Linked DNA regions of Mus musculus: region 1 is linked to region 2. Evidence: chromatin contacts called from ENCODE Hi-C data. All regions are on one chromosome and are shown on one strand. Each heading gives the region's core, a stretch centred on a gene start or an enhancer-like site at or near the end of the contact. The rest is flanking DNA. Distances are from core to core; before and after follow the strand shown.

Region 1 (4,324 bases), core at 830-3,329, about 63 Mb before region 2:
AGTTTACAGCCCTCAGCTGAGTAGGGGCCGCTCTTGATGGAGCCCTTGCCCGGGGAAGAAAGGCGCTGGGAGAGGCTGGTGGAGCTAAACAAGGAGCCTCAAGAAGATCCTGAAAACGCCACCCCACAACCCACTTGCCACACAGAATCCATCCCACGACAGCAGAGTGTCCCTGGTGCCATCCGTCTCACTGGACAGAGGACAGGACGTTGCCACCGAGCCTAGATGAGACCACACACTGGGCTCCTGCTGCTGCTGGTGGTGTGGGGGGTGGGCAGGGTAGGGAGAAGGATGCTGATGCTTGGACTTTGTTTTGGTTTTGTTGTCCCACCCCCACTCCCACCCCAATTAGAAACCAAGTTTTCTTCATTGCATTTCATTTGGAACTAAATGGGAATTTGGTTTTCAGTCTCTTCCTGTCCTGAGTTTTATTAAGAAATCCTTTTTTCTTTTTCTTCTTTTTAGGGGATATATAGTAATATTAGTGTAAAGATTTTAATTTGGGCAACTTTGACTCTTAAGAGAAAACAAAGCATGTGAATAAAAATTGAAGTGTTCACCTCAGTTTGGGACCAAACTGCTTGGATCTTGTACAAACCGGTTTTGTATGTTGAGGAGGAGTTTAAGGCCTTTCTGACCACCTCGTGTTCCCCTTTCTACACAGCCATGTATCCCGTGGAGTTGCTCCCAGCCTCCCCATGCACCCTGCTCTGTCTCATTTCTCCTGGGCTGGGCTTCCCATTCTCCACCAGCAGCTCCAGTGTCCCAACCTTTGTAGTCCTGCTGGTCTTCAGCAAGAGGAGTGGAAACTGGAGGGCAGTTTCTGGACGGTTTTCTAAGAAACTTCTGAATTCTATTATCTTTACAAATACAAGATGAGAAAATAATTTTTTCAATATTTTTTATTAATCTTTTTATAAAATGAAAAGAAACGCCTATGATTAAGGATGGTGGTTATGGCTGGGTGGTCTGTGGGGTTGTGTGTTTTTGGGTTTTTCCTTTTTTTTTTCTCTTTAACCTTACGTTTTGGGTTGAAACATTTTCAGATGTTGGGGGGCATCCTCATTAAAGGGTCCTTGTGCTTGCCTTCCGGGGCAGCGGTCCCCAGCAGGTGAACCGCTGCCTGCGCGCATCTGTTGGACGCCGACTGCACCCTCCTCCCTCCCCAGCCTTCGCTCTTGGGTTGTTGTGCATACTTCCCTTTACTTTGCTAATTTCAATAGTTATGTTGGTTTTACTTGAATGATTCATGTTTAGGGGAGAACAAAAAAACACCCTTAAATTTTTGTTTCAACTCCTCCTGCAAATAAAAACAATAAATGAAGTGGCAGATGTAAACGGACTGTGTTTGTTGCTTGTGTGAGTGACCCTGGGTTAATAGGTCCCATAGAATATACCATAGTTTTCGTCTCTGGGAAGAAGGACTTCTTGTTCTCAGTGGAGGCTGTGCATTCTGTGTTTTTGACTCCTCCAAGAACCAAACCTAGCTACCATGCCAGAAGTCAGGACTTTGGCTTCCTTGGTGCTGGGGCAGGGGTCAAGGCTGCAGTGAGCTGGCTCGGCCTTTATATGTTAACCCACAAGGAAGAGGTGAGCCTAGCCCAACTGGTAAACTGGGTGGACCCTAACCTTCAGACTCTTGCCAGCCCTTATTAAAAGTTGATTCTTGCTGCCTTTCCCCAAGGAGAATCTGCAGTAGTTATCAGAAATCCAACTAGGCCCCCAAGTGAGTCGAAGCTTCAGGGGGGGTTGAAGTTTGGAATATACCCGCCATAGCTTTTCAGAGACAGGAGCTAGTATCTCTATCTGGGGCCACTTTCCCAGGAATGGCCCCACCCTGGTATGTACCTCTTCCACCTTCCCCTGCAGCTAAGAACTTGCAAGCCAGAAGAGGGTGGGCCAGGAAATGTTATAAAAGACATAGAGTCTGGCCTAGGTTGGGAGACTTGGCTAAAGTAGAGCTCTTGGGGAAGCTGTTACCCCAGCCCTGGGCTGAGACCCTGGACTCCTCCTTCAAGAATTGGGGCCCAACCTGCTGAGCCAGGCCGCCCACTCCTACTACCTGGATCCTGACCTATGACTCGAGTCTCCGCCTCATCCACATCCAGTCTACCGCCTGGCGGCTTCGCCCGCCCTCCGAGCACCCAATGCCCAGCCTGACGGTCAGGCTGCGCAGGGAGCCCCAGAAGTCATGGGTATGTGTGTGGGGGTTCGGGGTGGGTTCTTCTAAACACTTTCCGAAGGGCAAAGTCCACGGACGTCCCCACAGCCTTTCTTAGCTCGCTTCCGCCCGTAGAGGTCCTGGTCCTGGCCAGATACCGAGCGCAGACGGAGGACGAGCTGAGTCTGGCTCCGGGGGACGTGATCCGGCAGGTGTGCGCGGGGCCCGCTCGGGGCTGGCTGCTTGGGGAGTTGCGGGGCCGCCGCGGTCGCTTCCCCAAGCGCCTGGTGCAGGTGAGGCCTGGTACGGGTATGGCTGCGCGGGGGAGCAGGAGCGGCCCTGGCCTCAGCCTCGGGCCTTGTGCCTAGTGCCGCCCCTATGTGATTTTCCCAGGAGATTCCGGAGGCCCTGCGGGGCGTCACCGAGTCCAGACCGCGCTTTCCGCGCCGTAGTCGCCGTGAGTCGGGCGCTGGGCCGGCGGGTGGGGCCTCACTGCCCGCGTGGAACATGACGGCTGTGGGTGGGGCACCCGCGGCTATTTTGCAGCCCCCTGATTGGCTTGAAGTACAATGCTCCGCTCGAGGGCGGGGCCTGAAGCTACTAAAGGGAGTTCTGGGGTCCAACTCTTCCCCAGTGCTGCAGACGGGGCTCCCTGCTCAGAGCTGCTTCCCTGCTTGTCTGGCCTAGGTCACCCCATCAACTCTCGGGACCCCCAAAGATGGTGCAGAGTGAACTTCAACTACAGCCCAGAGCAGGCAGACGAGCTGACGCTTCAAACTGGGGAGATTTTGGAAGTGATAAAGGAGGTGAGGGGTCCTGGGGGCACTTGGGGAGATGCTGCAGCTATTCACACAGAAGAAAGTGAAGTAAGGGTGGGGGCGATGGGAAGGGAGGCAGCTGGGGAGGATGTAGTCCTTGGGTAGAACCAAGGATGGACACCTCAGTTACTCTTGGACAGAACCAGATGCTCCCGCATCCTTCCCCTTCCCCAGATTGAGGACGGCTGGTGGCTGGGAGAGAAGAACGGGCAGTTGGGAGCCTTCCCATCCAACTTTGTGGAATTGCTGGACAGTGGGCCCCCAAGTGAGACCGTGACCCTGTGATCCCCTGGGACCAGACTCAGCAATCTTCAGCGATCTTCCCAGTGACCCTCCTGACCTCGTGACCCCTTTGGCCCCCTCCCTTGACCTAGCTAAATTAGCACCTCCCTAACACCATCGATTCTTCTTCTGCAGGCCTTGGAAATACAGACATACCGCCAATTACCCCAAATTCACAGAGGCCTCCTAAGGTAAATTGGGTCATGGTGGGCACAGCCAGCGAATTCTTTCCCCCCTGCCCCCAGAGCTGAGGATTGAACCCAGGGCCTTGGGCTTGCTAGGCAAGCGCTCTACCACTGAGCTAAATCTCCAACTCCCAGCGAATTCTTAAAATGGCTTGACACTTGTCTCATTCCCCCCTTTCTCTGCCCCCAATAGTTGAGCAACTTGACATATGACAGCCCTCCAGACTACCTGCGGACAGGTGAGCCCTCCCTCGGTACCAGATCTATGTGGGAGGTGAACTGGCTAGGTTGTTGGAGGGAGTCACTGGCTGCGGAGGGAAGGGCTACACACTAGAGTGACCTTCTTTTAGTCTCCTGCCCTGAGACCTGCAGGGTCCTATTTGACTACCAACCCGAGGCCCCAGATGAGCTGGCACTGCAGAAGGGGGACCTGGTGAAAGTTCTGAGAAAGGTATGAGAGGATTAGGAGTTACAGAAGAGTAAGGAGTGGGGCCCAGGCAAGAAGAACTTGAGCGATGCTCACCTCCCCCCACTGGCTTGTTTCCTAACCAGACAACTGAGGATAAGGGCTGGTGGGAAGGAGAATGCCAAGGCAGAAGAGGAGTTTTTCCTGACAACTTTGTCATCCCACCGCCCCCAGTGAGTATGGAGTCAGGTATGGGGAGGAGAAAGGAAAGGCAATTTAAAAAAAAAAAAAACCGGGAAACCGAGTATGGTGGTACATGCCTTTAGACCCAGCATTTGGGACACAGAGACCAGTGGATCCCTGAGTGTGAGGCCAGCCTGGTCTATAGAGCATGGATCCCTGAGTGTGAGGCCAGCCTGGTCTATAGAGCACGTTCAGGAGAACCAGAGTTACACAGCGAAGCCCTGTCTCA
Region 2 (4,445 bases), core at 918-3,417:
GTTTCCAGAGACAGGATTTTTCTGGCTGTCCTGGAACTTGCCCTCGAACTCAGTGATCCACAAGCCTCTGAACGCTGAGATTACAACTTTTCCTTCCCAACCCTTAACTGAGCAAGTCAAGTGTGACCACAAATCAAGGATGACAGTTCTCATATTTCAGCTCTTTTCAATGCCTCTCTTCCCAACCCCTGAAAATATTAAAATGTGAGCTGGCTGTAAGCTAACCCCTCTAAAACAAACTGCTTCAGCTATCTGATACATACAAGCTTGCAGCCAAGTAAGGTTTAAAATCTCCCGGGAACACGGTCATTCCCACCACAGTCCAAGTATTTGCTCTTGCATCTCCTCCAAACAGCCTCACATAATTCCCAACACATACACCTGCTACTGCGGCTGAGTCATCACAGGACAAACTGACAAGACAGTCTGGAAATTCTGGATCGAGAGCATGACAACACAGGCCTTTCTAGCCACCTGAGAAGAAAAGGGCTTCTCTCCACCCCCAGCATTCTACAGAAAACATCTCCTGGAAATAAAGAATCGCCTAACTCCCACCAGGGCCACACTTCAATCTACTTGGGGGGTGAGCATGGTGGCACATGCCTTTCAGGCCAGCACTGGGAAGCAGAGGCAGGCAGATCTCTGAGAGGTCTCAGCCCGTCAGCAGTATGTAACATAAGTGTACTGCAAGTTTTATACTAAGGAAAATCCCTTGCATGAGAAAGGCCTCTCAAGCCAGAGTCTGGCCAAATCACCTTCTGGGTCTCATTTTTCCCTCCTGCAAAAAAACAGGAGCAAACGCAGTGTCTTCTTACCTTGGAAAACTAGATTCATAAAGGTCCTGAGACACAGTTTCCAGTTTCCAAAAGCTTATTCTAGCGGCAAGGCCATGGAAACCAACAGCTTACTATAACACTACGTCAAAAACAAGCATTAGTGAGGGAAAGAGCCTGAATGAGGAACCGCTGCCAAATTCTGAGATCCAAAACTAACCATCAGGGCAAACGAAGTGCAAAAGCCTGGAGGGCCAGAAATGAGGATGCCTTTAGGATTCAAGCGACGCAGTACTGCGGGAAGAGAATTTCTCACAGGGACATGCTTAGGAGAGAATACAAAAGCCTGACTGATGAAAACACTTCCTCTAATCCATTATGAAATACCAGCTCCATTCTGCGGGGACAAGGAGTGCTGAGTGGAAGGCCAGGTGTGACGAGAAAGTTATGTTCGAATTTTAAGCAGGTGTCTGAAGTGGGGGGGGGGGGAATTTGTTGCAGAATATTACAGGCTTCTTCCACTCCTTGGTCCCAGTTACACACGTGGTAAACTGACTTTTCTGGCCACTTTGTCCCTCTCAATATTGGCCTTTCACTGCTACACACATCCTAACTGGTATGTGCGCCTCCGCTGGAACAAGAAATACCCTGTGATGAATATGAACTCGGCACTTCTCTAATACATTCTCAGGGGAACAAAGAAAGGAATGACTGGCCGAGTTAGGTAGCCACATGAACTCAGGGAGTTCAACTATGGTGCTGAAAAAAGAAAAAAAAAAACAAAAAAAAAAAACGATGGACGGAGATCAGGTTAGAGAGGCTGGGCGAACCGTTTAAAGTGACGAACGTGAGGGAGAGGTGGCCAGAATGACCTAGGTTCGCAGACTCGACGGCCGTGGAGGTGGCTCCCGTAGGTGGGCCGCGGCCGGAAGCAAGGGATCGGGATCGGGTGGGAGCAGTTTCTGTGGGGTGGCCCACTTCACGCCCTCCACCCCGAGAAGTGGACGAACCCACTACTGTCTCCACAGGCACCTGAGGTCCAGCCTCGAGGCTTCCAGACACCGCCGGGACAGCTTCTGGCCCCGACACTGTCCCCCGGCCTCCGCCCGCGGCCTAGTCGCCGTCCCAGCCTAGCATCCCGCCCCGTCCCGGAGCTCACGCTTGCGGGCCTCGGACACCTTCTCGGCGGCCCGCTTCTCGGCCTGCAGTAGCTGCTGGATGCCCTGCGACTGACTCGCCATTGCTGAGGGGACTTTGGGCTGAGAGAACGGCCTAAGTCAACTGCTCAAACACCCTCCGAAGCCCCTCGGATCACCTGATCCACCACCCAGACTCTGCGCCTGCGCAGCGCGCAGGAGCCCCGCCCCACCGTCAAAAGAACCGCCCGGTGTCTCAGCTGACTGACTGCCTTTGAGTCCGGTGACTCCCAGGAGATGGGGCGGGGCGGGGCGGGGCGGGGCGGGTGAGACGGGGCGGCGGGGTGGGGCGGGGTGAGACGGGACGGGGCGGGGCGGGACAAGGAGGGACGTGCCAAGCTGTTCCACTACGCCTGCGCATTGAGAGATGGCTACTCCTGCTCTTTTGCAACTGTCAAAGGCTGGTTTTTTATAGCTGGTATTATCCCTGTGGCAGTCCTGTCACGTGGTTATTTCTCTCTTCCCGAAATTAATAGTGTGCCCACGTTGAAGTTCAGAAGCAAGGATCCAAACCTGATTATTTACCCCCTCTCTTCACCCAGCTAGACTTCCTACCTTTCTGGAAATTTCTTTGGAACTTACACCCTATCAGGAAGCAATGCTGCCCTAGTGGTACAGGCTGCAAACCCAGCACACCCGTGTCAGGATGCTGAAGCAAGAGGATTGATTGAGTTCATGACCTGGCTAGTGAGACCGTGTTTGGCGGGGGAGGGGAGTGGGAACCAAAGCAGGTAGTGAGGCATAGCACATGCCTTTAATCCCAGCACTAGGTATGCAGAGGCAACTGAGTCTCTCATTCGAGGCAGGCCTGGTCTACAGAGTGAGTTCCAGGACAGCAAGAGCTACCCAGAGAAACCGTGTCTCGAAAAACCAAAAAGAAAACATCTATCATGGAGAAGTTTAGGAAGTTCTGGCCAGTTCTGGAGAGACGTCTGAAGTCCTAGGTTCAGACACTAGCAAATACTCAGACACACTCACACAAGGACTCAGCATCAAGTCAACTACTAACCCCTGTGACTTGTGGGCCAGTTGCCATCCTTTTTCATGGTGCTAGGGCTGGAACCTAGTTCCCTCAAGCATTGTAGGCGAGTCCCTTCCACCCTCTGAGCTGTATCCCTGGACCTGCCATCCCTTTCTGACCCAAGCTTAGGAATAAATAGTGCTGTTTTCCATAAGTGTTGCTGCAAGCACAGTGGGCGTGCACACCTCCTTTGATCCTGAAAACAGATTAAGGAGACAGAGTTGTAATAGCTCAGGGTATAGATATTTACCTCACGTGGAGGAAGGAGAAAAACAATTCCTGCAAGCTGTCTCCTGACCTCCACAAACACAGTGACATATGCAGTACCACCACCCACCCACATGGTTTTGAAAATTTAAGACATTAATTTAAACAAATAATTGTAGCATAATAAATGTGCCAAGTGTTTTTTTTTATTACGTATTTTCCTCAATTACATTTCCAATGCTATCCCAAAAGTCCCCCATACCCTCCCCCCCACTTCCCTACCCACCCATTCCCATTTTTTTGGCCCTGGCGTTCCCCTGTACTGGGGCATATAAAGTTTGTGTGTCCAGTGGGCCTCTCTTTCCAGTGATGGCCGACTAGGCCATCTTTTGATACATATGAAGCTAGAGTCAAGAGCTCCGGGGTACTGGTTAGTTCATAATGTTGTTGCACCTACAGGGTGTGCCAAGTGTTTTAAGACATGCTTGTTAATGAAGATAAACCATGTGACCAGTCATGAGGAGAGAATGGATCTGAAGGCTCTCCCAAGGGAGAGATCTAAAGTGAGATGCTAGGGCTGTGTCAGCAGCACAGGGCTGTTATAACCCTCAGAGCTCCTGTTCCAAAGAGAATACAAGACAGCCCAATATTCTGAGCCCAATATGATTATGGCCCAGGAAGGACATATTCAGATTCCCATGAACAGCACGTTCTGCCACCGAGGAAGAGGATAGTTACACTTATGGTCAGAGACCAAAACAAGGTTGTAAATACTTTTACCTAATGCAAACACTCAGTGTATTTACCTAATACTTGGGTGTGTACAACAGGTAGATTATGGCAGTATTGGAAAACCTTATCAATGGGTTCAGCATGCTGCTTTCTACTAGCCTTAGCATTAGGGTTGGAGGAAGCCAGTGACCTGTTAACCGTTCATTCCGAATATTACATCTAGTGGTCACAGAGCTGTCAGGACAGATGTGGAAGTTGGTAGTAAAAGGCTGTTAAGGGATCTAAAGATAGGCCAAGATGATTTTAGCACTATGTCTGAGAAATCGTGTCCCTCTTCAGTCATGAACCTCCAGTCTGTCAGTCTTCAGGACCTTCCACACTGATGTGGCTTCTTCTGAGGTCACCACTACCATGTGCCAGGCCTTCCTTCTGTCCCCAGTGGATAGGGCAGGCAAGATAGGAAGTGGAGCTTGCATGTGCACCATGCCACTCTCTGGAATGACTCCTGCCAGCAGG

The links. Hi-C counts contacts between places; a loop is a spot of excess contacts on that map.
Region 1: a loop to region 2 is called in a map of T-helper 2 cell, with 334 times the contacts of the local background. The contact joins the promoter of Sh3d21 here to the promoter of Atp6v1g1 in region 2. A Hi-C loop is called at or near these places in 5 of 37 maps with a recorded cell type or tissue (T-helper 1 cell, T-helper 17 cell, T-helper 2 cell and 1 more).

The regions. Positions count from the first base shown.
Region 1 is chr4:126,161,096-126,165,419 of GRCm38, reverse strand. Sh3d21 (SH3 domain containing 21) reads left to right here and starts at 2,079. Exons shown (of 16, transcript NM_001162533.1): 1 at 2,079-2,195; 2 at 2,297-2,454; 3 at 2,555-2,618; 4 at 2,849-2,967; 5 at 3,154-3,244; 6 at 3,397-3,452; 7 at 3,640-3,685; 8 at 3,797-3,897; 9 at 3,999-4,085. The coding sequence starts at 2,192. Thrap3 (thyroid hormone receptor associated protein 3) reads left to right here. Exons shown (of 12, transcript NM_001356455.1): 12 at 1-1,338. The coding sequence ends at 24.
Region 2 is chr4:63,542,487-63,546,931 of GRCm38, reverse strand. It overlaps Atp6v1g1 (ATPase, H+ transporting, lysosomal V1 subunit G1), which reads right to left and starts at 2,167. Exons shown (of 3, transcript NM_024173.2): 1 at 1,933-2,167. The coding sequence starts at 2,014. Gm38592 (a long non-coding RNA gene) reads right to left here and starts at 1,639. Exons shown (of 2, transcript XR_881351.1): 1 at 994-1,639; 2 at 1-915.